Linked DNA regions of Mus musculus: regions 2 and 3 are each linked to region 1. A link is a loop called in an ENCODE intact Hi-C map of the cell type or tissue named here. Cell type or tissue: heart. All regions are shown on one strand.

Region 1 (8,000 bases):
GCCCTGATGTCCTGCCCTTGCCTCCTGGGTGCTAGTTTGCAGGTGTGTGCCGCCATGCCTACCCTTTGTCCTGATGCACATCTCTGAGTTATTTTCTGTCAATCAAAACAAGAATGATTACATTTAAGCAGCATCAGCAGCAATATGCATAACAATGGCCACCTCTCTGGGCAAGGGGGGTGGGGGGGACACGACCTGATTGAATCCTCCCAAAACCTGGTAAAGGTAGGCATTACTCAGAGATGAAGAAACTGAGGACTTTGGATAACCACGTGAGGTCAGCGCTGGAGCTGGCTCTGGAATCTGTTTCTTTTACCAGACACAGCCGAAGGACAGTGCGGCAAAGCGCTGTAACTAGCACTACCCATGCTGGAGGGAGAATGCAAAAAAAACAGAACTAAAGCACCAGGAGAGACAGATGTCGTTCCTACCTTAGCCCTGCGATAGCATAACGACCGAAGCCAGCACAACATCAGCGGACATGGGCTATAAATATTAGCTTGTTTTCCCATTTTCTTCTCCCTGCTGTTACCATGGAGACATAGCTCCTCAATTTATCTGGAATTCAAACCACCCAAGGGATATGACTGTGCAAACTTCAAGAGAGGCCCAGCAGACAGAGGCAGACACTGCAAAAGCCTCAGGCCCTCCCAGTTGCTCTCGCTCTCACTTGTGCGCTCTCTCTCGCTCTCTCACTCACTCTCTCTCGCTTGCTTTCGCTCGCTCTCGCTCTCTCGCTCTCTCCTTTCCTTCTCTTTCTCCTTTTCCCAGCGTTCCTTAGACGCTGAATGCTGTGGACCTTGCCGTGAGATGCAGACTTCAGACAGTGGTTTCTCCGTTTGTTTGCGAGCATTCTCTATTTGAAAAGAAGCAACCTCTGCAGTGATGGAACATTTCAGGGTCGCAGTCGCCACCACTGCCACCACCACCACCACTACCTCACCCAGAGCAATTCTCTGAAGACTGAGAACCATCTACAGACCTGGCAGGCGCCACCCAAACCCACTGGGACTAATTAGACACCACATAGTATGTAGCCCAAACTGGCCTCTAACTCATAGCAGTCCACCTGCATCAACTTTCTAGGTTAAAGAAATAAGCCATTATACTAATTTAAATGTTTATGCTTATATTTTACATTGAGGCGTATTTCTGTCTCCTACAAACAGCAAAGATGCTTAAGAACAGAAATCGCCTTTATAGATAGCACGGCGCTTTAATGTGACCCCAAGCGGTGTCTCCCAACATGCCTAGTCTGGCCCCTGTTTTCTCCCTTGTGATTCATGTTAAGAACAAATAAACAGAGCAACAACAAAAGCAAACAAACAAAGCCTTATTCATGATGGGGCCACCATGACAGCCAGTGCAAGCCGACAAATGCCAAGCCTGAAGACAACCCGAGCTCAATCCCTGTGACCTGTGACCCTGTGACCCCGGCACAAGGAATGACCCAACTCCCTCGCGTTACCCTCTGACCTCCTTTGCTTCCATGTTAGTTGCAGAGGCACACACACACACACACACACACACACACTAAATAATATAATTTTGAGCTCCAATGTCCATTGAGGTATTGCTATATATATGAAATACTTTTCACAAAAAATGTAATGGCAAATAGCACCAGAAGTATAGTATTAGTGATAAACTTAATTATCATGAAATTACAACAAAACTTTACATAAAGGTCATGTCTATCTTTTTTCCTCTTTTAACCCTAACTCTGTAAGTTTACTTATAAAGATGACATTTTTTTTCAGTTTTGTTTCATTTGTTTTGTTTGTTTTTTGAGATGGGTCCTGACTATGTTGCCCAGATTGCTACCAAACTCAGAATCTTTCTGTGTTAAGCAACCAGATTCCAGGATCACATTTGCCAAGCACAAGGAATTTAAAATCTCTGTTTAACTCCTACCTGCTCTTAGCTTTGCCAAAAGGAAAAATTACAATAAAATTGGAAAGAGAGCAGTTTAGGACTCATTACTGAATGGGAAAATTTAATGTAAACCCACCCCATAAGCCCTTCTTTTTTATCTTTCTCATTTCTCAGTGAATTTTCACCATTTTTTTTAATCTTTCTTTCTTTGTTTGTTATACATAAGTACACCGTAGCTGTCTTCAGTCACTCCAGAAGAGGGCATCAGATTTTGTTACGGATGATTGTGAGTCACCATGTGGTTGCTGGGATTTGAACTCGGGACCTTAGGAAGAGCAGTCGGAGCTCTTAACCACTGAGCCATCTCACCAGCCCGAATTTTCACCATTTTAAGGTAGGCTTTAGGAGAGTCAGTTACCATTTTTAAGTGAAACTACAGCTCAGAAATGCTAGGAACCTGGAGTGTCACAACAGACCCCAGCCAGAGCCAGCTTTAGAATCCATGTGTGGTAGGTACCCGGGATTACCAGTTTCCTTTGTCAGGGCCCTACAGACCTGCTCAGGTGTACTGGCCGGTTCTGTGTCAACTTGACAGAGCTAGAGTCAACAGAGATAAGGGAGCCTCATTGAGAAAATGACTCCGTAAGATTCAGCTGTTCAGCTTGTTCTTAATTAGTGATCAATGCGGAAGGGTCCAGCCCACTATGGAAGGTTTCATCTGTAGTAGCTTTGAAGGGAAAGGTTTCCCCTACAGAAGCGTTTCAGCTCTTCCAACAGGAGGAGGTTTACCAAGCAAAAGGTATTATAGCTCTCCTTGGAGAGGTATCCTGGCAGTAGGAAGCCAAGGAATGCCACAGTCATACCACACAACAAACCTCACACGAGAGATTTATTGGGAGGAAAAGACCAGAAGACTGCCAATACTGGGGATAGAAGCAACCAAGTACTGAGCAGAACTCAAGCTTTATATATGGCTTCTTGGGGTGGGGATGGGGTGGGTGGGGAGGCGGGGAGATTTCCAGGGTGAGAATTGGTGGGGTTTCAGTTCCTAGTCTTGAGCTCAGGGATTGGTGGGGTTTCCTGTTCAGGGATCAATGAGATGTGTGTGTGTGTGTGTGTGTGTGTGTGTGTGTGTGTGTGTGTGTGTGTATGCTCAGGGATGGGGTTTTTGTGCTCAGGGATTGGTGGGCTCTTGTTTCTTGGCCCTGGTCTTGGGATCAAGTCAGGGTCAAAGTGCCCCCCCACCCTTTGGCCCTTTTACCCTACTCCATCCCTAGGCTGGTGGTTCTGGATTCTACAGACAGCAGGCTGAACGGACCATGACTAGCAAACCAGTGAGCAGCACCCCCCACAGCCTCTGCATCAGCTTCCGCCTCCAGGATCCTGCCTTGTCTGAGTTCCTGTCCTGGCCTCCTTTGATGATGAACAGTGCTATGGAAACATAAGCCAAATAAACCCTTTCTTCCTCGAGTTGCTTCGGTCATGGTGAAATGTTCTTTAATTTCTCTCTCAGCTCACAGAACTTTAGTTTCCTGTATAGAAGGCTCATACCTTTTCTTAGATTGTTAGATCTTTGTTATTTCTTAGTATCATTATAAATGGGTTATATATATATATATATATATATATATATATATATATATACACAGCTGGGCATGGTGGAGGCTGCAAAATCAAAAGTTTGAGCTTATCCTTGGCCCACACAGTGAGTTTGATGCCAGTCTGAACTACACTGTTACAAATAAATGAAACCAGGGTTGGGCAGATGCTCAGTGGATAAAGCGCGAGCTTGCCTAGAGGAAGCTGCCTGGCTAGAACCGCAAGCTCCGGCCGGTTCAGTCTGGACCATTGCCTCGGTAAAAACAGTGGAGAATAGTAGAGGAAGATACTGACATCAGCTTTGGGTCTTTATGTGCATATGCATGCACATGCGTGGATGTGTAAACATAAGCATGCACACAGCACTGAAACGGGATTGCTTGTGCATGCGCACACGCGCGCGCACACACACACACACACACACACACTCAAAGCCGACAACCAGATTTTGTTTTCTGTGGGAATGGTGACACAGACCTGTAATCCAGCCTTCAGGAGGTTGAGACAGGAGTACCTAGAGTTTGCATCCCTTCTGGGCTACAGAGTAAGAACTTATCAAAACAAATAAAAAACAACACCAAATAGAACACCTGCAGTGTACATTATAGTAACTGGTTTCTGGTAAGCGGAAATATTGCTCTTTTTTCCTTGTAATTTATCTTATACAAAAAATCGTATTAAACTGCAGACATTGAGGGAGCAGAATGGGACCCTGGGTAGTTAACTATTTTTCTTTAAAAAATGAAATAAAAAAGAATGTAGTATTTTAGCCACCAGATATAATATTTTAAAATGATAAATGTTATTGTTTGTGTCAATATTAATTGCCAGTTATGAGAATGGCAATGGGATTTATTTTAAAAAAAACAAAACAAAAGAAAACAAAACAAAAAAACCTAATTGAACAGCACGGCTAAGTCCCTACATCTCCAGGAGGTGGCGGCAGTGAGCTACTAGGACGATAGTTCAGTCCGTTTTCAGCGGCTGAGTCTGGTCATCTTCATTCCCTGAATTAGCTTGCTACCCTTTCCGGTAGACACGATCCTCACTGAGGCTGCCCAGTATAAGGGCTTCTGCTCCCCTAATTTTGATCTAGCTGGGCTACAATGCTCAGAGAGGGTCCCCTCAATTTACCCAGAGGGGATCCTTAGCTTCCCACGACTGACAAAAGGATTCGTCTCAAACTCAACTCACCGCCTGTAATGTACGAGCAGACAGGCAGGTGCACACTGTCCAATTATCTTTGCCTCTTCTGCTGCTGTGGCTTAAATGTCAGCAGTTTCTCGGGGAGAGGAAGGCAGGATTAGGGTCGGACCTCCCTTCCTGTATTATGGGCAGTTGTTCACCTTCTCATAGACAAAGCCCTTGGTTCTTGTCCACCTGAGTTGGAAGGCAAGTTTCCTGACAGGCCCTGGGCCTTGTCTCAGGGTTTCCTCCCAGGAATCTCTGTGAATCGTCAGTGGAATTGCAGTAAATGTTAAAGCAAACAAACAAAAATTCCCTGTAAATGCTGGGAAGACCGGAGCCGCCTGTGGACACTGAGTGTTCTACCTCTATCATTTCGATTGCTTCAATCCCTCTTTTGTTTGTTAGTGTTTGTGACAGGGTCTGCGTATATACTCCTACATGGTCTAGAACTAACACTGTAGCCTAGGTTGGCCTCAACCCCCCCCCCCCAAGTTCTGAAGTTATAAACATGAGTTACCACATCCAGCTGATAACCCCTTTTGAGTGACCATAATAAGGGGATACATAAAGCTTAAAATATAAACCACATCAGGAAGATCTAAGCAACAACTTATGACAAATTGACATGTGTACAATGAAATACATAACTGTAGTAAATCACATAGGTTACTGTCCAAATGACTGCAGATGATATTCAAGATAAAAACGCTCTATGGGTTTGCCTGATCTCGGTTGAGGTTCCCTCCTCTCAGATGACACTAGCTAGTGTCAAGGTGACATTAAAAACTAACCAGGACACAGCAATCCTGGTAGACAGCACTGTGTGCTCAGAACAGTTTCATTTAATTTCTCCATTTAATTGTCTGTCAACTTAGAAGCCTCTTGATCCTACATGCATGGGACAATCTCTACGCTATCTATTCTGGTTGTGGAACTATTTGTCCATACTTAAATCATTAACACACTTAAATGTAACTTTAGTTCATAGTAAGACTCAATGCTGGCTGCAGGTGGGTGCCTATGAGTTTGAGACCAGCCTGGTCTACAGAGTGAGTTCCAGGGCAACCAGGACTGTTACACAGAGAAACCCTGTCTCGGAGAAGAAAGGGAAGGAAGGAAGGAAGGAAGGAAGGAAGGAAGGAAAAGGGAGGGAGGGAGGGAGGGAGAGAGAGTGAGAGGGAGAGAGAAGACCTAAGTGGAATGAGTCCACCCCATCCATTCTTCTTTGTTCAGGCTCTTCTAGGTTAACTACATTTTCAAACAAAAGTTAAAATCAACTTGAGAATTCTCTCTCTCTCTCTCTCTCTCTCTCTCTCTCTCTCTCCTTTAGAAGTGTGGTTTTGTTGTAGTAGGTGTGGCCCGAGTCACAGTGGAGGTGATCTTAAAAGCTCAAGTCTGGCCAGGGTGTTTCAGTCTCTCCTGCTGCCTGTGGATCAAGATGTAAGAACTCTTTAAAGAAAAAAAAAAATTTATATGAGTACACTGTAGCTGTATGGAGCCTTGATGTGGTTGTTGGAAATTGAATTTTTAGGACCTCTGGTTGTTCCAGTCGGCCCTGCTTGCCCTGGTCAACTCCACTCACTCAGTCCCTACTTGCTCCGGCCCAAAGATTTCTTTATTATTATTATAAATAAGTACACTGTAGCTGTCCTCAAATGTACCAGAAGAGGGTGTCAGATCTCATTACGGGTGGGTGTGAACCACCAGGTGGTTGCTGGGATTTGAACTCGGGACCTTTGGAAGAGCAGTCAGTGTTCTTGCCCGCTGAGCCATATCACCAGCCCAAGATGTAAGACATCTTAGCTTCATCTCCAGCCCCAAGTCTGCCTGCCTGCTGCCATCCTTCCCACCGTGATGATAATGGATTGAACCTCAGAAACTATAAGCCAGCCCCCAATTAAATGTTCTTCTTTATGAGTTAACACGGTCATGGTGGCTCTTCACAGCAATGAGACCCTAACTAAGACAGTGTTCTATAATATGTGAAATTAGTATCTTCTGATGGCCACGAGTTTATTGTAAAGAGAGAACATGCATTAACATCAGGGACGATAAAGGCCATGTGGAGTGGTCCAGGTCAGTTTTAGAGGGATCCCCTCACATGTGCTACTGAAAGTGTGCATGTGCCGGGCGTGGTGGCGCACGCCTTTAATCCCAGCACTTGGGAGGCAGAGGCAGGCAAATTTCTGAGTTCGAGGCCAGCCTGGTCTACAGAGTGAGTTCCAGGACAGCCAGAGCTACACAGAGAAACCTTGTCTCGAAAAACCAAAAAAAAAAAAAAAAAGTGCGTATGTATTTTATCTAGGTCCGCTATACTAACAGTTCCACTGAAATCCCTGAATTCCCAATTGCATCTGAAATTGCACTGGAACTGCTGATGGCCCCAAACTTCCTAGATTGTTAATAAAATAAATTATAATAACTGTCTTTCAAAATGGGGACCAATAGTGGATTTTAATAAACAATAGCGAGACAATTGCCTAGTCATCTAGAAAAAAGGATTAATTACAGAGACAAAGTTTGGAGCTGAGACAAAAGGATGGACCATCTAGAGACTGCCATATCCAGGGATCCATCCCATAATTAGCCTCCAAACGATGACACCATTGCATACACTAGCAAGCGTTTGTTGCAAGGACCGTGATATAGCTGTCCCTTGTGAGACTAGGCCGGGGCCTAGCAAACACAGAAGTGGATGCTCACAGTCAGCTATTGGATGGATCACAGGTCCCCCAATGGAGGAGCTAGAGGAAGTATCCAAGGAGCTAAAGAGATCTGCAACCCTATCGGAGGAACAACATTATGAACTAACCAGTACCCCAGAGCTCTTGACTCTAGCTGCATATGTACCAAAAGATGGCCTAGTCGGCCATCACTGGAAAGAGAGACCCATTGGTCAGGCAAACTTTATATGCCCCAGTACAGGGGAACGCCAGGGCCAAAGAATGGGAATGGGTGGGTAGGGGAGTGGGGGGGGGGGGCAGAGAGGATGTGGGGGACTTTTGGGATAGCATTGGAAATGTAATTGAGGAAAATACTTAATAATAATAATAATAATAATAATAATAAATAAATAAATAAATAAAATACCACTCCAAAGCATAAAAAAAAAAGAAAAAAGGATTAAATTTTGCTTCAGGTTTCACATCATATAGAAAGATAAATTCCCCACGGCTCAGTAATCTACATGTAAAGAGCGAAACCATGCAGTCACAGAAAGGAAACTTGAGTAGTTCTGTTATTTTGGTGCAGTGGTCGGGTTTCCAACACTAACTGGAAGTCCTGTTTCAAGAAAAGAACAGAAATGCTCTGCATAAAAACCATTGGCACAGCACGAA
Region 2 (8,000 bases), 140 kb before region 1:
TTAGAGTGACAGCTCTTGTAAATAAGGATTGTGTTCTGACACTTTTCTGTCTCCGGTACATTATGTGGGGTTTCAAAGGATAAAGAGCTCCTTTGGATCTGTTATGCACGTGCCTCTCTGTGTGAGCAGGCGGAATCAGCAGGCTGCTCTCTTCTTCAGTTTCCATTTCTGTAGGTTACTTAACCACCCCCTCAGCAGTTTGTTGCTTATCGTTTATTTTGCCCGCTCCGGCAGAAAATGTGTTTCTCAGTCGCTAATGTTTCTTTTTAAAGCTGCCTACCCCACGCCTCTGGTCCCTCTGAACAAGATAGTCACAAGACAGTTTACTAATCGGAAACGAAGAAAAAGAAACGCCACGCCAGTCACTAGAGGATTCACTAACGTGCGTGCTGGACCATCAGACACGGAAAAGCTAGGGTCACCGGCGAAGGTTTCCCAAAACACAGGCGGAGTTGGGATCGCGGCGCGGAGCTCAGCCGGTGTACTTCAGCTCTCCACGTGGCATCGGCTCCTTGGGCGACTGTCGCCACGAACTCCAGTCCGCACGGTGACCTGGCGGCTTCAGAGTTCAAAGGGGAACAGAGCGCTCGAACGCCGCCGCCGCCGCCGCACCGGGGCTGCGGGTGGCCGCTCGTCGCGCTCGCTCGCTCGGGCGCGGCGGTGGCTAGGACCCGCCGCCTGGGACACTAGCTCCGACCTCGTCCGTCGGGGCGCCTGCGACGCCGCACCTGCCCGCCAGGGGGCGCGCCGAGCCCCGGCGGCGTCGGGCCAGCGCTCGCCGTCCCCGCCCCACGCCCGCGCAGGCCGCCGCTCACCTGTCTGGGCCGCGGGCCCCGGGGGCGGGGGCCCGGCGGGAGCGAAGCCGAGGGAGAGAGGGCGGAGCGGCTCTCCCGGCGCGTCATCGGAGCACCATGGCGGAGCAGGGAGCTGGCGGCGACGGCCACAGGGGCGGCGACGGCGCTACGCACAGCGACCCAGGTGACGGCGCGATCCGGACGGGAGGGGGGTCGCGGGGGTCGCGGGAGTGGGTGGGGGTCGCGATCCCCGGAGCCAGCGACCCCTCGGGGTCCGCGCTACTGTCGACCGCCGAGCGCCCGCGGGCCACAACAGGTGGAAGCAGGCCTGGGCGCGCGGGAGGGAGGTCGGGGGCGCGCGGGGTGGTCGGGGGCGCGCCGGGGAGGTCGGGGAACCGTGAGAATCTGAGCCGCCGAGCGGCTGGGGCGCGCCGGGGGCTGTCGGGGGTCCCGGGAAGAGTGAGAGTCTGAGCCTCCGAGCGGCGGGGGCGCCCAGGGCGGCCAGGGGAGCGGGGCGGACGAGCGGGGCCCGAGCCGAGGCGCCCGGCGGATGGCTGAGCGGTGAGCGGCTGACCGGCTCCGGACCTCGGCACTCGGCCTTCACTCAGAGCACGGAGCCCGACTCTTCCTGTGGCTCTAAAGCCAGAGCTGGAGCCTTGGCTCTGCCTCCGGGGCTCGCTGTTGACAATCTGCCTCCAGCACAGCCACCGGGGACACGCAGGGACATAGCTCACAGCCTCGGAAGGTCTTCGCACTCGTATCCATCTCGCCTTAACATGAAGCCAAGTCCCCCCACACCCCCTCGTGATTTTGTTCTTCGTTGTCCGGAACTGTATTGCGCATCATACCCTCCCTCTTAACCCCCTGTTCTAATCCTTGGCCAAGTAAGCCGTTCTCGTACCTTCCTACCCTTGGCGTGGGGGCGGGAGGCGCCTTGTTATTTTAAAGAAATGTTAAGTTGCAGACCCCGCAGTTGCAAGCTGTTACTGCTTCTGTACACCCACAACCAGAAGTGATTGTTTTCTAAATGCAAAACTCGCTCCACCTCCCACCCCCACCACAACATTTAGAGGGCGTGCTTATTTTTAACACGCAAGACCCGTAGAGCTTAGTGTTTTCCAGTATGTATCTGCGAATGTACCTAAACTCTAACGATTTCCACCTGAGGTTAAGATTGACAGTGTCCTGAATTTATTTCCATGTCCCGCTACATCCTGAAAGGTGGTTGATTTTTGTCTTCTGCGTTTGAAAGATCGGTGATCGTTATTTTGGTCTGGGTGTAGAGGCGATGCCTGAGTAATTGTTTAGGGAGCTTAATGAGCTGGAAGCTCTACCGGCTGCCCAGCCCAGGGCATTCTTAGTTGTGAATAAGACACAGATAAGTAACAGCTTCTGGAGGTAAAAAGTTAGTGATTTAATAGGCATTGGTTTGTCCTTGAATGCTTTGTAGATCTGCATTGGTACTTGTTCAGACATAAACGAACTTGCAACTGGAGTATATCCCGTGCCCGATCGTGTTAAGGAATGAACGATTCATGTGTCTTAACTGGATGCAAAATCAACCATGTGTTCTTAAGTCTTCTTAAATTTTATATTTATTTACTTTGTTGTGTGTGTGTGTGTGTGTATGGGTGTGTGTGTGTGCGTTGTATGCGTGTGGGAGATCAGAAGGTAACTTGTTAAGAGTGGATTCTCAGACCGAAACTTAGGTTTGGCAACAAGTGCCTTTACCTAAACATTAACTCATCCACCAGCCTGAAATACGCTCTTCATTAATAGTAGAATTTATTGGCTATTACATTTCCTCCACATCTTTGCCTTGAAATTTAAAGTTCAAATAAACATGTTTCATATATGACCAACACATAAATACATAGGTGTGTGTATATTATATATTTCTGGTCATGTATTTTCCCCCATTTTTCTATTTTTGCTTTTAGTATTCAACAACACCTGTGCCGGTGGATGCTAAAGAAAGGAAATGTAAAGTGTGCTTTTGGTTTAGTTTGGTTTTTTTGAGACAGTCTCCATATTTAGGTACATACTAGGCTTTAACTCTGATTTATCCCAGACTTCACCTCAAACTCAAAATTCTTCTACCTCTAGTGGAAATACCAGTAGAGTAAGCCATTATGCTTGGCTCTTAGCATATTTTAACTACATTTATTTTGTGTATTTGTGTGGGGGGAGCTGGAGAACAACCTGTGGGAATCGGTTCTCTTTACGCTGTGTAGGTCCTAGTGACTGGCCTCGGGTCCGCAGACCTCTTTACCTGCAGGCTTCTTAACCTTCAGAGCTGTCTCCCTGACTTGGAAATGTATTGTTTAAAATCCAGGCGACCCTATTTTGAGAGAACACAGGTTGTTTGAATGTTGACAACTTATGCTCTATACGTGTAAAACCTGTGACTTTTATCTGAATGTAGAACTTCAGTTTTATACTCACATTTCACATTATACACATTCAAACACTCCAATTTATTTTTTAAAGATTTATTTATTTATTTATGTTTATTCATATGAGTACACTGCAGCTGTCTTCAGACACACCAGAAGAGGGCATCAGATCCCATTACAGATGGTTGTGAGCCACCATGTGGTTGCTGGGAATTGAACTCAGGACCTCTGGAAGAGCAGTCAGTGCTCTTAAATGCTATGCCATCTCTCCGGCCCCCCAATTTATTATTTTTAAATCATAGGTTTATATGGAATTTATTGAATGAGAGGGGTACCTAAGCCTGTGTTTTATTGCCACCAAGAAGTAAGAGTTACCACCTCAAAATGCCACTTTTTTTTTCCTTTGTCTTTTTTGCTTGAGATGGGGATCTTGCCATGTATTCCTGGAGTCCTCCTGCCGAGCTCGCCACCTCAGCCTCCTAAGTCCCAGATTCCCTGTGTGTCCTCTTTCTCAGCCACAAACAGCAACTTCTTTCCTGACGCATTCCCTTTGTATTCCTTTTGTATATAATTACTTTGAGGTAGAATCCAACCTTGAGTGGTTCTTAAATTATGTCCTTGTGCTAAGGCTGTATTTCAAGACTTGAGGTTAAAATCTCGGGTTATTACAGAAACAATACCTGTGATATGTTCAAGATTAAAGGCCTATGTTTGTGTATGTATAGGACTCAAATAGAGTGAACTTTGGCAGCATAGTATGTATTTAAAGGGTACTATATCAATGCAACATTCAGAAAACAGTTCTGCAGATATGTTTAGCTTTTGCTCAAGGGTTGTGATGATGTTATAATTTTTACAATTATATTATTTTTTAAAAAGTCATTTTTCTTGAGGTAGAACCATTCTCTTGGTTTACGGGGGTATTTTCCTTGTCCATAGTCAAAGGGAAGCAAGAACTAGAAAATGCTGTTGTCTTAGAAACAGATTTGTGTTTCACCACTAGAGGATGTCAAGTCCTTTTTATTAGAATATTATTTTGAGCAAATTCCTAGGTCATCACATCACAAAACTAGGAGCTGGAATTCTGTGTGTCACCTAGTATGATTCCAAGCTATGGAAATCAGCTACACAGAGCAAATCCCATTTGCCAACCTCCTTTAAAAAGACCACAGAGCTAAAGTTTCATGCTGCTTTTGATTAATCTGTGATGCCCAAAGTCTGATGTGCAAGGAATAAATTAATGCCCATATGTTTTGGTGAGATCTGTTGCCATTCTATTGGAAGATATTACTTACAACCTAGAATGGAGTTTGTTTGTTGTTGTTGTTTTTAAAAATCAGGATTCTTGGTGGAAAGACTTAGACTCCCCCCCTCCCCCTTTTTTTTAACATTTATTTATTTTATGTATATGAGTACACTGTCACTGTCTTCAGATATACCAGAAGAGGCCATCAGATCCTATTACAGATGGTTGTGAGCCACCATGTGGGTGCTGGGAATTGGAACTTGGGACCTCTAGAAGAGCAGTCACTGCTCTTAACCACTGAGCCATCTCTCCAGCCCAGACTTAGACTTTCTTACTGTGGTCATGTATCTTGTATGAAATTTTCCAGAGTAAAAAGTGATCTTTATTTAAGCCAGAAGGGCCTCTGTTGTCCCCAAATAAGCATAGAAAGTAGACACTCAGGTTGTGCTTATGCTGTGACGTAAGCCCCTCCCTATTGAAATTCAGATCCTAGAAGCTAGAATTGCTGCTGCTTCAGGGGGCAAACTTCACATCTCGCTAAGTCAGTGGTTCTCTCCTGAGAACCACTGGTAAGTTGAAGAGAAGTCAGCTGTTGTCATAGCTTAGGTATGTGTGTGAAACGCAAATTTACACTGGCATGGTCTCTAAAGAATTCACACACTTGTGTCATGATACCTGAAAACAAATTATTCGAAGAGCTTTAAAAAACATACTCAAGTCTTGTTAGTACAAGAACTAAAGACATCGAGGCTTAGACTAATTTAACCAAGAATGTGTACTTTCCATGGGTTATTAAAATGACGGAGTTTGGAAGGTTGATGAATATGATCTTTGAGTTTAGTAAGGAAATCCACAGGCCAATGTGTACGGGTCGTGAGGGTTCAGTGGAGGAAGGATGGACCACTCTGGCTGTGGTCATCCCGGAGCACCTGCTGCAGCTAGCACTTAACCGCCAAACAACAGGGAGTGATGTGTGGTCAGAGGGAGGAGGAGGGGAAATAAAGGCATACAGGAGAGGAGCTAAAGTTTCTTGACAGGACAAATGTGAAAGGCTCAAAGTGAGTGTTCAGGGAAATCAGTTAGGCATGATGGATATGTTGAGGCCAAAGGTCAAGCCAAGAGGCTAGAACAGTATTGTTGGAGCAGGAAGGCTTGTCTTGATAAAGCTTTGTTAATCAGAATTAAAGAGCTGGGTTGCACAATTAGCACAAACACACCCTCTCCTAGGGAGGTCCTTTTCCTCCTACCCTGCCCATTTGGGACAGCTGTGCTTGAGTTCGGGAGGTGCCGGTTTGCTCTGGAACCTGGAAGGAGAGCTTCTTTTCAGAGCAGCTGTGTAGACCAGATGGAGGAAGAAAGGAGAGAGAGTTTGGTCTCCAGACTTAACTCTGAGGTCCCTGGATAGAGCTAGGTAGGCACTGGCCTGTCAGTGGGTATAAAAAAAGGAGGCCGGTTTGGGACTCTGAGATGTCAGAGGATCACAGGTAAAAAGAAGACACAAGGCGATCCACTTTTAATTGGTTCATTAGTTTAAGCTTGACCCGAACATATTAGTGAGTACAACTGAGTAAAAGAAAAGGTGGAAAAGTGTCAGTAGTGATGCCAGATAGTTAACTGGTGAACCTGCAGGAACAGACACGAGGTCAGGTCTGAAGGCCACTCCAGGAAAGATCAGAAAGAAAAACTGCAGACAGGATAGACAACCATTCAAAATGGAGGAGGGACAGACAGCCAAGTCAGAGAAGTGAGAGATGCCCAAGAGGGACAAAAAGGTCAAACATTCCAAAACTGAAATGATATTTTAAAGCCATTACTTTGGATTGAGGTTTCCACTGGTTTCTCCTAGCAGAGGAATTTCAGTTGGTCCAAGAGTTGGGGGCACATCCTTTATAATAATGATTAATAGATTGAGCATTGGAAAGATGAGATAGCCCAGTAGACCGTTCCATAAAAGTTGCCAGAAAAAAAAAATCAATACATTAGAAATTCTCGAATAAGTAGAGGTGGGTTTTTTGTTTTTGGTTTTTTTGTTTTTTGTTTTGTTTTGTTTTGTTTTTTCTGAGACAGGGTTTCTCTGTATAGCCCTGGCTGTCCTGGAACTCACTTTGTAGACCAGGCTGGCCTCGAACTCAGAAATCTGCCTGCCTCTGCCTCCCGAGTGTTGGGATTTAAGGCATGCCCGGCTAGTAAAGGAGTTTTTAATTGTTTTTTAAATGTGTTGTTTCAGTAGACTGTCAACGTAGCTATAGATGTATAACCATCACTGTCGATAGGGCTTAGAGTCTTGTCTTCCAGAGCTCCCTCTGGCTCATTTCCCACCCACTGATCTATTTTCCATCTTTGCTTTGACTTTTCCCAGAGTCTTAAGTGGAAGCATACCATGTAACCTTTGCAGGGGTGCCGCCCCCCGCCCCCACAGCCTAATGTATTTGAGATCTGAGCACACCGTGATGTGCATTGGTAGTTCCCTGCCCTAGCACCTAGTGCTTCCCTGTCCCCAACTTAAGGACGTCCAGTCACTCCTAGGTTTGGGTAGGAGAAACAACTGTTGCAAATATTCGTATGTTGGTTTTTACGTCACTGGTTTCATTTATGGCAGATACTTACATTGTTGTCTCCAATGTGATTGTGTAAGACGTTGCCACTTCTAGGGTGGCTGTACACCTTTTTCTGTGAGCGTCCTGTGAGATTGTTCTGCATCCTTTTCGGCCCTTGTATATTTTGTTGATTTGATGGTTTTCATTTTAGTCACTCCACTAAGTTTTTTAAGTAAGCTGTAATTGCTTCAAAGTGAGATATTTTTTGCTTGATGCTAATGCAGTCTCTGAAATGAGGTCATGTTGAGCCCAGAACCCAGGGTTCTGTTTGGTGGCTTGCTGTTCTGTGATTCTGGGAACTGAGCTCAGGGCCAGGTCCATATCAGACAAGTTCTTGATCACCAGCTATATTCCCAGCTCTAGAGTCTGTCTGACGCCCATCTTGGCTTCATCTCCTTTTCTCTTATCCCCAAGGCCTTTCTTCCTTCCTGTGCAGCCTGTGCTCTGAGATTGTGAGCCGACGCACTTTCACACAGAGGACCCGTGCCAGTGCCCTTCTCTCTCCTCTCCGGGGCATCTGTACTCTCATCCCTAGACCTGACAAGGAGCTTTTGTATTAGAATATTGTAAATAGCCTGGCGTGGTGATGCTGGCCTGCAGGGCGGGCTCCCCTCATGGTCTCCATGAGTCTACATAGTAAGTACCAGGCCAGCTAGTGAGACCCTGGATCTAGAAAAATGAAAAGAAAGCAAGCTGGGAATACTGGTTGTATATCTTGTCTTGTGATCCCATTTCTTGGGACTCACTCTGTTATCAAGATGAATGCTTTGTGTTAATCTCCAGTTTGTGAAATGCTCTCAGTGCCTGTAGTCTGTCGCTGAACTCTTTATCTCTGTCAGGGACCAGGTCTTCGTGCTTGTTGCAGTGAGACTTGTTCTCCAGTTTAAGGCTCTACTCCCCAGCAATGTGCCTCCTACCGCCTTACTATTATAAATTACTATTTATAATTTTCCTTATAATGTTTAGT
Region 3 (8,000 bases), 640 kb after region 1:
GACTCCCTAGCTCTTACCACTTGAGTTGTCCATCGCAGCTCAAACAAGGATCTGCTGATTTTCTATACCATTAGCAAGCCATTGGGTTACCAGACAAGATAAGTAGACCTCACAAGCCCTGCCAGCATTTGTAAGCCAGGAGTAGTACCACCTTGGTCCTTCCCTGGAAATTACCTGCCCTGTGATTGAGTGTGAATGTTGAGAATCTGTCTTTTATAGCCACATGGTGCCAGAAAAGTGGTCTCTTATGCTAGAATGAGAGAGTTACAAGCTACCAAAGGTGTTGATGAGTTGAAGAACTTACAAAGTAATTGTGGAGATACATCCTCCATTTCTCCATCATGCCTGCCCAGGATACTGGCTTTGTTCAGCAAGGAAATGTGTTGGACAATGTTTTGTTTTGTCTAGTTTGAGACATTCTTCGTGTTGAAGTTCCTGTCCTTGGCTGACCACCTATCACTTACAACTCCTCTCAAGCTAAGCTTATTGCTATGAATAAGATATACAATAGTACCGTGGTGTGACCATAGACTGTGTAGCTTATTTAAAATAACAGAGACAGACAGACAGACACAGAGACCCAGACATAGAAACACAGAGACAGAGAGACAAAGAGAAAGAGAGAGACCAAGACAGAGAAAGAAAGAGACGGAGAGAGAAGCATACACGCGCTCAGGCATCTCTCCATGCAGGGAACTTGAAATTTCTGTGTGTGGAATTCAAGCATAGTTTTGGGCAATAATAAAATGCTTAAAAGGCTTTCATTCTTCAAGTGGAAGCTGGCCTCATTCACACAATCCAAGAATCTAATTCTACAAAACATTGATCCCAAGCTCAGTTCTCCCACTGGAAGGAGAGAACTGTGGGCATCAAATCCTCCTAGAGTTTTAGAGGTGCTTTCTTCTCATCATCGCTACAACACAACAAAACATGTCTTCCCACCCCATCCACCCCCGGAAAATAATTACTTGACTTCCAGCCACCATTTCTTGACAAGCAGACTTGATGTTTTTGTCATCGAAAGTGACTCGACCTTTCTAGAGTGCTCTTTCCCTGTATCATACCTTCCTCCAGTCCATCCTCATCTGCTAACATTTGCTTAAAATAGCAAACCTTCCCCAGTGTGAGAGGCACACATCTTGTTACTGTAACACTTAGTACACTGCGCAATACTGCTTTCCCTCAAGTCTGAGACAACAGAATCCACAAACCACGCAGTTAGTTTACTAAACACTGAGGGGTTTAAAAAGAAGAGTCCGACAAAATTGTAATTGAGTCATATTACTTGGAACTGTCATTTAATACATAAAAAGGAGTTGTTTTAGTATAATTATGTAACACACGCAAGAGCCTGAGGTCCTGTTAGCACTTCTTACTTAACTAGTATCAATTTGTTTTTTCATCAAGACACTGTCACTGTAGGACATTCTCTCAGGCTGTTAGGAGCTTGTAGATCACATACTATGGAACACATTTTTATAGATCACATGATGTGGATCACATGACTGTGAGTCATATGCTTGTGGATCGCATATTGTAAATCGGATCATATGTTGTGGATCACATGCTTATAGATCATATGATTGTGGATCATTTGCTTATGGATCACATGCTATGGATCACATGGTTACCGATCACATGATATGGATCACATGGCTGCGAATCATATGCTCGTGGATCACATACTGCAAATCGGATCATATACTGTGGATCACATGCAGTGAATCACATGCTGTGGATCACATACCGTGGATTACATGATTATGGATCATATGGTTGTAGATAACATTCTATGGATTATATGTTGTGGATCACATGATTATGCATCATATACTGTGAATCATATGCTGTGAACCACATGCTATGGATCATATGTTATGGACCACATGCATGTAGATCATACAATTGTGGATCATTTGCTTGTGGGCCACATGCTGTGAATCACCCCTGCGCCTTAATAAAGTACAGGTTTTGGTTTTGAAAGCGTGATGTGCAGCCTGTGATCCTATTCCCACCAAATCCTTAAAAGATGCTGATGTTTCTGGCCAAAGGTCTCATGTGTTGCAACAGAGGGAGGAATAATTCTTTTACATATATCTCATTCACAGCATCCCACACAACTTATCCAATCTGTATTTTATTTTCCAAGGATTCATAAAACTGTTCACTAATTCGAAAGAAAATAGGAAATGTGGGTTATCATCCCCACGATAAGTGTCTGTCTTGCTGACATAATAATACTCCCCACTTCACTGGTTTTAGCCTGATGACTTTTAATTCTAATGTTGAATTATACTGTGATGTTTAAATGTGTTTTGATGGCAAAAAAAAGAGAGAACATTTACTACAATTCATAAAACAAGTGTTGTTTTGATGGTATCAAGAGCTCTGAGCAGGTCTGCACTCACACAGATCAAATTACTTAAGACTGCCACTCAGACACTGTCTGTGCAATGCCATCAACTGTAAGATGCAATCAGATGTCTGAATTATGAAACCCCAAGAGAACACAAGCAGGCCTCAGCGTTGCTTGTCTGGATTCTTGCTCCTTCTTTCCCTCAGATGTTCAGTGAGCTTAGCATAAGAGCAAGACAAACCTCAGTCTTGAGGACAGAATTCAGTGCCGGCCAAAAGTAAGTGAGAGAGACATGAATGCAGTCCTCATACCCTCCTAAACCTGGTTAGAAGCTGATGACCTATGATGTGTTATTTGTAGCCCAGGGGTACTCGAAATGTCCTCTGGATGTGCCCACACAGGGCTTAGTATGAGAAAACTGAAGATAGCCAGTGTGCTTCCTCAGCTAAACTAGCCCAGGATGGTAGAGCAGATTATAGTGGCATTAAAATGGCTTATTTCGATTCCTTCAAATTCTGGATATGCGATTTACCTTCTGATCCACTTTGGCAGTGTTTCTCAACTCTCCTAATGCTGCGACCCTTTAACACAGTTCCACATATTGAGGTGACCCCCCCAACCATAAAGTTGTTTTCGTTGTTGCTTCATAACTGTAATTTTACTGCCCTTATGAATTGTAATGCAAACATCTGATATACAGGATATCTGATGTGTAACCCCTGTTGGGGTTGCAGCTCATAGGTTGAGAACTACTGCACTAGAGGCACCTCATGCCCCACTTTCCTGGCTAGCCTATTTCCTCTTTCCTTTTTTTTTTCCCACTGAGAGATGACCAAAGTCAAATAGAAATGAATTTTAGTATTCATTTGGGCATTATAGTTTATGATCATGGCTTTTAAAATGATTTCTTTCTCCAGAAAGAAATAGGGGACATAATTATGCTTGCATTTTTGAACTTTATGTTCATCAAAAAAGATGTTAGAGATTTTAAAAAATGGATAACTATTGTTAAAAGCATAACGCAAAATCTTGGTAACTACAGAAAATAAATCTTTTTTTAAGATTTATTTATTATTTATTATATGTAAGTAGACTGTAGCTGTCTTCAGACACTCAAGAAGAGGGCATCATATCTCATTACGGATGGTTGTGAGCCACCATGTGGTTGCTGGGATTTGAACTCCGGACCTTTGGAAGAGTAGTTGGGTGCTCTTACCCACTGAGCCATCTCACCAGCCCCAGAAAATAAATCTTAAATGGAGCAACTTTTAATTTCAAACTGTAGTGTTTTGAATAAGACAACTATTCAAAACACAAAAGACCCCACCTAAAGAGACCTCACTGAAATGAAAATGAATGTTCTACAGCTCAAAACCATGAGAATTTAAATAGAATCCTTGCATCTCCCAGCTAGAAGGAACCTTAGAAATCATCCTGCTTAACAGCCTCTGAATTCACAGTGTTGACATTTTTATAGATATTTTATCCTTCCAGCCCAAATATTTTTAATTTTTTAATGCCATTCCTATGAAACAGATTATAAGGTTGTTTAAATCCTCAACTCACAACAATACAACCTTTCTTTGTATATATGTTTACATCACAGTATTTTAAATTAATGATTCTTATTTAGAGACTGGAGGTATGGTGTCAGAAAAGTCTCCACCTGCAGCCTCTGCCCCCACAAATGAGACCATAAGGAAGATGTCACTGTGACACTTGCTGGCAGGACATGCACCTGCAATCTTACTAGGCAAGGATGTTAAGATTATATGTATATGTACATGTATTTATATGCATGCAATAGCAATTAGTGAACAAAGAGACATTGAAGGGATGCAGGGAGAGGAATGGGAGGCTTTAGAGGGAAGGGAGAGGTGAGATGTTGTAATTAAAATCCCCAAAATAAAATATAAAAACAGTACGCTGTAATAAGAACTTCTCTGAAACCCATGGTATAGACTTGGCCTAGAGAGCTACAGTCTTCTATAAGCTGATTTGGTCCAAAATAAACCAGGATTCTCCATCGCTTCTCTGAGGTAGAAAACAAAGTTTGGCATGGAGTCTCATGCCTACACTCTCAGCACTTGGAAGAACGGGAACATCAGGACTGCTCTGAATTTGAAGACAGCTTGGGCTACAAGACAAGACCCTGTCTCACAAAAACCAAAAGAAAACAAGAACCAAGACACGTATTATCTGTCTCAGTTGGATGGAAGGAAGGACAAAATTCAGAAAAGCACGCACAAAAGACTAGAGCTTTGGTGACCTCTTGTGGGGTAATTTGCTAGCAGTCCATAATAAAGCATTTCAGGAATAGAGTTCCGACAGGTTTTCTTTGTGATATGGGGATTCAGTGGTAGTGTCTGCCTAAGAGCCAAACTCCCATCTCAACTTAGGAATGTCTATTCTTGCAAAAAATGAATCTGAGTGCTTTCCTATTGGACAAGGAGAAAACCTAAAAGTGGACTGAATGGAAATGTCCAGCAACCATATCTAAGCTGTGGTAGCGTTGGCATCATTGCTTGGATTTCTGTCGCTGTGTTTCACTGAATGTCACTATGTTCGTGTGTTCTGGAACACCATTTTCAGAATGCTACAGAAGAGCGTGCACATCACAAAAGCACTTCCTTAGTCATCAGAGGCATTAACTTTCTTTTTACTAATCTAAAATCTAGAATCTAAAATCAACCTAAGGCTCTGCTAAACAATTTTTTTCCTCTTAGTTTGTCTCCTTGAACGCTAACATGACTTTATGACTTTGAACATATTAACTAAAATATGAAACTTGGATATTCTGAAAAACAAGCACATAAAACTAGAGGCTACCGAATGCCCATTGCAAAGCTCAGAGCCAAGGCATCGAATAAAGCTGAATACAAGCTAACACACTCTCCTTTACTTACAGTTCATTCTAAAGCTAGCTTTAAGAGCATATGCTTTGATTATTATCAAAGATTAGCCATAAAATAATATTTCCAGAATACAAAGCTTGTAGCTCAACTTGAAAGCCAGGTCAGTTATGTCTGGGTTTATAATTAAGCATGTAAGAGGAAGAATATTAATATTTACTATTTTTTCTCCATTGCTTGGAGCATTTATCTTGATATATATTAAGCGCAATACTTATATCATAATACTGATGATAATGAAGCACTTAAAGAGTTAAATTTTACTTAAATTAACTTTTAATTTTTTTAAAAAATCAGGCAATCTATACCCAAACACAATTATCTCCATATTTGGTCTAACCCTCATCCAAATACACTTGCAATTTTACATGGTTGCAATAAAGGTGTGTCTCATGTTGAGATTGTTTCTTCTAGTCCCATGTTTTCTACTCTTTCTATGTCTCACTTTGGAGATGAAAATGGTTTATCATTTTGATGTGACATTTGTATATAAGTTGTTTTCAGCTTGCTGTTAACTGTGATGCTTCAGTAAGTATCTTCGTATAAAAGCTTTAAAGTGGCTTTATTAAAGCCAATAATCTGTGCTTCATCTCTTTTGAAAATAGCTGTCTGGGTCAGAATTAAAAGATGGCATACTCAAAAACAGAAAGAATGAAAGAAAGAAAGAAAGGAAGGAAGGAAGGAAGGAAGGAAGGAAAGAAAGAAAGAAAGAAAGAAAGAAAGAAAGAAAGAAAGAAAGAGGAAGAGAGAAAGAAAGAGAGAGAGAGTGAGAGAGAGAGAGAGAAAGAAAGAAAAAGGAAGGAAGGAAGAAAGGGAAAGAAAAAAAGGGCCTCCTATTTCTTTGAAATTTAATGAGAGATTTAGGTTTACCAACAGGATAGGTGAAGATCACAGAACACAGAGCTTGGCGAGAAAGACTCCACTACCAGTCCATGGACCATGAAGAGCAAATGAAGAGACTGCTGCTAAGGCCGAGCACCAGTGAGAGGATGACCCAGGATAAGCTCCAGCTGTTGAGGAACACAGCCGTTGCTGGAACTGTGCACAAGTTGGGAAAGATGGATTCCACAACACCACTCTCTCTCTCTCTCTCCTGCCTTTCCAGGCTGCGCCATGACCCCAGCTGGCTCACCCAATAGACAAAGGGGAAGGAAATCTGGAAAGGTGACGACCACAGTGGAGCAGAGAGCCTCTTGGAGCAGAGAGAAAGGATTTGCATGGGGAGTGGAATGGTAGACAATAACTAGCCCAGAAGCCCCATGTTTGATTAATTCAACAATTTAAGTAGTTGATAGTTGTAGCAGAAGCCAGAGGCCCAGAGCCACACCAATGATTCCTTGCGATTCACAAGTAAAGCTGTCTGGGCAAACAGGTATCCTGTGTGATGCACCAGACACACTGCAGCTTCCACAGTGAGGTGATATTTTTTTTCTTTTCTTTTCTTTTCTTTTCTTTTCTTTTCTTTTCTTTTCTTTTCTTTTCTTTTCTTTTCTTTTCTTTTTTTCCAGGCCTGTTCTACTAGGCAAAGTGTTCTGTGAATGTCAGCCAAGCATATGACTCCCGTGTAAAAGTCTTAGATGGCAAAATAGAGTAAGCTAGAGTTGTCTTTCTATAAGAGCTGGTCATTGGTCATGACTAGGAAGGCTATCAATAGTCCTCACATACATGGAGCGTGCTGATGGGTGTCTGTGGCAGAAGATGCCAGGGTGGCACAGAAACATAAAAACAAGATAAAAAAACTTTGCCTAGTAGAACAGACCTGAAATCCAATCTGCTTTGGATGCTGAAGCAGGAGGATCACAGCTTCAAGGCCTTCTTTAGTTACTGCACGAACCTCACACATGCCTGTGAGACCCTGTCTCAAATGAACATATGGAAAATCTGCATTATTATCTCAATGGCAGAGTGATTCTGTCAGCGAATCGGGATTGAGGACAGAGGCGGGAGGGAGCCTCAGATGGTCTGGCCCGATGTTGTTAGCCTGGCTTGATGGTGGCATGTCAGGTGAGGTTCTCGACGTGTCCTTCTGCATTCGGGTTCAGCTGGAGCTCAGTCCACGATGAGGGCTTGTTCACCGATGGGTGTCCTGGTTGGTGGACTTGGGAGCGAGTGAGTTGCGGTGGCCAGACTGGGATATTTAAGCTACACTTAGCCAATCATAGCTAAGGCGTTCACACATTACTTCATTGGGCATTTATTTACCTTACTTCAATTTTATCATACAAACGCACACACTCTAGGCTTGATTTCCATGGTTACATTCACCCATGGTATAGTTTCCTTATGTTGTTTACATCTCATTCCTTACAGATCCCATAGCACATGCAATAACCTGGGTTCACCCACCCCTCCCCAAAACAAAAGAGAAAAGAACGTCTCAGAAGAATTTATATCTCAACTAGTCACCTAAGTGACAAGAGGAGAGGGGTTTGAAATTATCCTAAAATGTTTTGAAAGGAACTTTGGTGTCAAATTCAAGCACATGGTTTTTACTGGGAATTACTTGTCTCATAATCATCTATCAAGTCTGGAATGGCGAGGCTCAGGGAAGCCCTGCCTTTGTTTCAGATAACTTTAAAAGGAATGAGCTGTGCCACTGTGTTCCAGCTAACCCACGCTTTCCACCCGGTTTAGGCTGGCCAAGATCATGGTCGTCCCACTCTTCCATCTTTGCTAACCTTTCACTTAATGATGTAGCCTCCCCAACTCCATACGTTGAAGTACAGACTCTC

The links. A loop is a pair of places that touch in the nucleus more often than their neighbours do. Peaks named below come from ENCODE experiments on the same cell type or tissue, not always from the same donor. Only the 100,000 strongest peaks of a DNase experiment are listed, where the experiment ranks them.
Region 2: a loop joins it to region 1, with 2.2 times the contacts of the local background. A loop is called at or near these places in 8 of 42 quality-filtered maps.
Region 3: it touches region 1 in a loop (2.2-fold over the local background); 2 of 42 quality-filtered maps call a loop at or near these places.

Annotation. Positions count from the first base shown.
Region 1 is chr10:20,286,144-20,294,143 of GRCm38, forward strand. Gm48249 (a long non-coding RNA gene) reads right to left here and starts at 516. Exons shown (of 3, transcript XR_003948991.1): 1 at 432-516. It also overlaps the pseudogene Gm30285. In heart, a CTCF peak has its summit at 4,404 (motif pointing right); a DNase peak (open chromatin) is centred at 4,478; H3K4me3 peaks cover 414 bases; H3K27ac peaks cover 1,806 bases.
Region 2 is chr10:20,148,103-20,156,102 of GRCm38, forward strand. It overlaps a transcript of Map7 not described here. Among named protein-coding and RNA genes, the nearest start is that of Map7, 19 kb to the right of the region's middle. In heart, CTCF peaks have their summits at 691 (motif pointing right) and 4,186; DNase peaks (open chromatin) are centred at 959 and 1,259; H3K4me3 peaks cover 2,468 bases; H3K27ac peaks cover 1,517 bases; H3K27me3 peaks cover 844 bases.
Region 3 is chr10:20,923,492-20,931,491 of GRCm38, forward strand. No RefSeq gene overlaps it. Among named protein-coding and RNA genes, the nearest start is that of Ahi1, 25 kb to the right of the region's middle. In heart, a CTCF peak has its summit at 4,637 (motif pointing left); no DNase peak of the experiment used is centred here.